Linked DNA regions of Mus musculus: region 1 is linked to region 2. The links are chromatin loops, found by intact Hi-C in ENCODE. Cell type or tissue: left cerebral cortex. All regions are shown on one strand. Region 1 has its middle 54 kb from the start of Dmrta2os. Region 2 overlaps Agbl4 (ATP/GTP binding protein-like 4).

Region 1 (2,500 bases), 1.5 Mb after region 2:
GGAGGGGTAGTGAGAAAATGGTGGGAAGGAGGCTCTGTCAGGGAGGGTTCCAGTGGTCTTCCCATCCATTTTATACTACTTCCCCAAAGCAACTGAGTCTGTGAATATTTGCCAGCTGCTGAATCAGGTAAATCCTGGGGTCTCAATGATTCAACACAATGGAAGTTTATTCCCTGCTATCATTCCTGGATGGACAACCTTTCACATGCCCAGGGACCCAGGACCCTTCCACATTGTGGCTCTGCTCCCTACACCCACCTAACTGTCAGAAAAGTTGGGAAATAGTCTGTGTGTCCTTGGGATGAGGAGACAAGTTTAATGAAAAAGGAAAGTCTTTGTCACTGCAGATCACCTATTGGCACTTAGAATCATACAGAACCAAAGACTCATTGAATGTAAACAGTATGAATTCAGAGAATGTTTAAACGTGGACTCAGAAAACTCTCGTCTCATGAACCCAGAATTGTAAAACAACCCTTCCCAAGACTCTGGAGAGTGTCAGTGGAGATGTCTATCCCCTTCGTAAGGTTTTAATGTCCTTGAGGGAAAGCAGGTGTCTTCTGCACCGCATATGTCCATAGCACGCCAGTTCCTGTTCACTGTAGTGGTTCCAGAGGGGGTTAGAGAAAGGTAAATGGGGCCCACTGAGCACCAGGCACCCCTCGAAGCACCCCGAATATTTAATTCTCCTACTTTTCACAACAGCCCCCATCAAATAGGACTTTGATTATCTCTACAGTTGACAGATGGGGGCAGGAGGACTGAAGGCAAGAGACCAAGGAAGCACACCAAGGTTGAGACATTTAGAAACATCCCAGAGACATCTGCAGACAGGTAGATGTTCAAATCAGGCAAGCAACTTCCTCATTTCCCTTCACCCTCTCCTCCAGTTGCAAAAGAGAACGACAGTAGTCATCTGGGCCTGGCTTGAGGTATGAATATTCTTGCAGGTGGAGGACAACACACTTTGTCACTTGCTCCCCAAACTTCTTGTATGCTGTCCCCATCGCAGTGGGAAAACTGGCAAGGCCATGTTCATTTCCGGGGGTGGGGAGGAGATTGAAGTCAGTCTGAAGCAGGGGCTATGCAAGAGCTTATCTACCCACTCACTAAAGAGACCTCACTGGCTCCATCTAATTAACAATAAACCAGATGCCCCAACACAATCCCCTTCTACATCTGTAGCAGGCTGACAGCCTAAAAATGCCAGCCTCCTCCTTGTGTGTCAGCTAAATGTCATTGGCGACATTTGATGCAATTCAGAGATGAAAGTAAATCCAATATTATCGCTGACTAAATAACCACAGGCCTAATCAGGGGGCCCCAAGCCCCAGAGCACAATGGGGGGAGAAGGCAGCCCAGCCTACAGGAAGGTAGGAGAATAGACTGCTTCCAAAATAACCAACCACCAGCTGCCCACGGACAGCAAACCAACTTGATGCCCTACTTCTGCTGGGAAGGATTGGGAGTGACAATCCCCAAGGCCAGCTGTTGAAGGACAGAGAGTTGTCCCTTCTCTCTGGAACTCAGTTCTTCGCCTGTTACAAGAACACAGGCAAAGCAGTACCTGCAGAGAAGAACTCATGCCATCATGAAGGGCAGCAATTCAGTCACCTAGTCAGCCCTTATTTACATGAGAGACCCAGGTCTGGGTGCTGGGGTGTAGCATCTCACGCAAAGACTCTAAGCACCATGGACATAGACACCAGTTCTCCCCTGTACAAACTGTATCTCAGCCCAGCCCACTAGGAGCTCAGATATCTGTGCAGTGAATGAACACAGGAGTGAATGAAGAAGTCTACTTGCTGCCCCCCCCCCCAGGCCTAGCAGCTCCTCAGGAGGCTGTGTGGTCCTCAAGAACTGAGATCAGGTATTCCTTGTCTCCTGGTGTCCAGTGCCCAGCAGAGCAATGACAACCACGATACAAACTGTGTTAGTTCCCACCGTGTGTGATGCAGATGAGCAGGGTGGACAGGCGGCTTCCCAGTGGTTCCAAATCCTAAAAATATAAAAGAGCATGAACCCTCCATATACACTACGAGACTGAAATCAGCATCTCCGATGAGAGGCAGCTGGCCACAAGAAGTTCCAGGTGTTATCCTGAGGAAGACGCGGTGCTTACACAGGGTTCTAGACAACAACGCGAATCACGGGAAACATCAGACAGCCCAAAGTGAGCAACGAATCCTCTGAAAAGGGGCCTGGAGGAGGAAGAGGTGCAGGGAGTGGCACACTGTGTCTTCAAAAGTGTCACCGTCATAGAAGACTGAGGAGCACTGAGGGCCTGCTTCAAGCCACCAGGAGCTAAGGAAACATGACAACGAAATACAACAGGGCTCCGGGGCTTCATGAAAGCTTCAGGAGTGGTTTCTCCTGCTTTTAACCAATCATTCCAGATTGAGTGTCTTAAACAACAGAAGTGTATTTATGATAGGGACCCCTTTAGAAGGGCATCGTTCAGTCTATAACAGTCAATAATTGAGAAAACTTTTGAATCAAT
Region 2 (2,500 bases):
TCAAAACTCCCCTGACCCTTATTTGGACCCCATAATGCCATCCTACATACACCATTTGTCCCATCACTTCATAGACTGTCCTGTCTCTATGGCTTGTTAATCTGAACAAATCTCACTTGGTTCTTCTTGCCTCTCTCTAGCTGCAGCTCTTCTCCACCTGATTCGATCATCTCCATTCAACAATTACACCACCAAAGATTTAGAAGGAAAGAGACTATTCTTCTCAGAGCCCATGATTATGTCACTTGCAGACTACAGAACTCTATGGCGGCATGTCACCAAGATTCTACACTTCCCCGTTCTTGACCTAGAGAAAATCCCCTGCTATAAGTTGCCCATGTTAATTCTCCCACATTCCCAGAGATACGGGGAGCCCTGGGATTTTTTTTTCCAATTGCATTCTCTGAGCTGCTAAGAAATGCCCACATCAGACTAATCACCTTCTAAACAAATGGTATAGACAGACAGGGTGGGGGCTGACCTGGCTGCACAAGCTGCTGTTTTCAATTTAGAGGCCATGCATTATTTACACTGCCATTATTCCCCTCGATTTGACTTCACGCTTTAGCCCTAATTTCAGTATAATCAAAACCAATGAATATTTAATCAGAATTGCTTCCAGAAATTGAGTAATGCCATTAACATAATGGCCCCCAACTTCAAAGCTGCTTTCCTTCAAATGCCTCTGACCTACACCTTTCCACATGGCCCTCCAGGTACCCAACTATATTTCAGAATGGAAGGGAACTCAGAACCCAGATCTGTGATAAACTTCCTTCCGGCACCAGAAAAAAATGGCCAGCACATCAGCAGCCCCAACTGTGCTGGCCCTAATGAAAGAGACTCAACCAAGTTCTATAGGTGAACCTCTTTTTAAGGTACCTCCTTTTAGAAAAAGCAGCAAAATGTCTGGGAAACTGAATTATGCTCTGGGTGTAGGTATGCCAGGACTCAGTTGCTCTTCACAGAGCAAGACAAGAAGACATCCAGCTTTGGTCCACTAGCATGAAAGGCAAGGACCTCACCAGGCCTAGGTTGGTCCTGAAACATCAAAACTCCTCTCACTAGTCCAGGACTGATAGAATGACCACGCCTTGTGCTGCCACCTGCTGGTGACTTCCAGCATGATGCTTCCAGAATTCACTCTTTTGAGGGTGTGGGTGGGGACAGAGAAAGAAATCGTGTTTGTTTTAGGACCAAGCCAGGTACCTGGACAGCAATTTTGGAATGTGGGCATTATCATTTCCATTTTACAACAGGGAGAATGAGGCTAGTAAAGTGTGGTAATGTAACTGTCAGAGAAGGCAAGATGCGGTTTAGCTCACATCTCCTAATCCTGGCCCAGAGATTTTTAAATTTTTTTCTAGTGCTCCAAACACCACTATAAATAAGTGAATTTCTAACTAAGGGACTTTAATACTGACCAGACAGATAAAAGGACAGATGGAGGTTTTGTGCAGTTGCCTTGTAAGCCTGAAATTGCTTGCGTGTAACATTCACTCACTCTATTCATTTCTGAGGCTTGATATACTCCTAAGAGGTGAAAAATTACAACAATGACAGATACGACAGAGAACCTGAAGGACTTTAACACGTGTGGAGAAACATCCTGGGGCTGGGTTGATGCAGAAGGCGGCAACCTCAGAGGTGTTGAAAACAATGGATGCATACAACACAAAGCACAAAGGACTTACCTGGTTTACTGCTCCTTAGCCAAAGCCAGAGCCTAATTCTGGTCACATTTGGATCCCTCAGCTCAACCTCATTCCTAACCTTGAATCCAGTTACCAAATGAGCCCCTCTCAGAATGACTGCTGGGATTGGGCTGCATCTCTATGTAGCCTGAGATAGCCTGCACTCTGGTTTCGCTTTCCCTCCCCTGTACTCCAGGCTATCTAGGCTAATTTAGGGGTGTCTTTAGTTGGGCCCTGGGCAGAGAATGGCCACTGGGCTTGAGGCAACTTCAAGGGAAACTCCATGGAACAAAGCTCAAAGAAGCATGAAGCATCAGTAAGATGGCCTGAGCTGACCAGCTAGGCTGTGATAAACGCAGGGAGTGAGTGACCAGGAGGTAAGGCAAGAGAAGCTATTGGGGTACAGTGGTGAGAAGCACAGAGTGCACAGACTGCCCTTAGCCAGCCCCGTGCTTTTGACCCAAAGGCAAAAGAAACCACCCAAAGCTACTTACCATGTTGACTACAGAAACTAGACTGAACCAGACACTGGTCCTGACACACACACACACACACACACACACACACACCAAGTCCTTCCCCTATCCCTGCCCCCATCCCCTGCTGTAGTAGGTTCTTCTACTACTTGTATACCTAGGTTAGATCCAGTGGCACTTCTGTCCTTTAGTTCTGTCTAATCTATAGCATCCCTGTGTGTTGTGAACCACAGATTCACATCTCCTTTCACAAAGAGGAAATGAAGGCTCCCTTAGGAGGGAAGCTTTGCCTAGGAGGAGGGCCTGGAACTGAGCAGGATCCTGGTTTCA

Evidence for each region. Peaks named below come from ENCODE experiments on the same cell type or tissue, not always from the same donor. Only the 100,000 strongest peaks of a DNase experiment are listed, where the experiment ranks them.
Region 1: it touches region 2 in a loop (3.0-fold over the local background); 3 of 42 quality-filtered maps call a loop at or near these places.

The regions. Positions count from the first base shown.
Region 1 is chr4:110,031,876-110,034,375 of GRCm38, reverse strand. No RefSeq gene overlaps it. Among named protein-coding and RNA genes, the nearest start is that of Dmrta2os, 54 kb to the right of the region's middle. In left cerebral cortex, no CTCF peak of the experiment used is centred here; a DNase peak (open chromatin) is centred at 1,434.
Region 2 is chr4:111,494,737-111,497,236 of GRCm38, reverse strand. The region is part of intron 6 of Agbl4 (ATP/GTP binding protein-like 4); the gene reads right to left. Among named protein-coding and RNA genes, the nearest start is that of Bend5, 81 kb to the right of the region's middle. In left cerebral cortex, a CTCF peak has its summit at 1,112 (motif pointing left); a DNase peak (open chromatin) is centred at 1,107.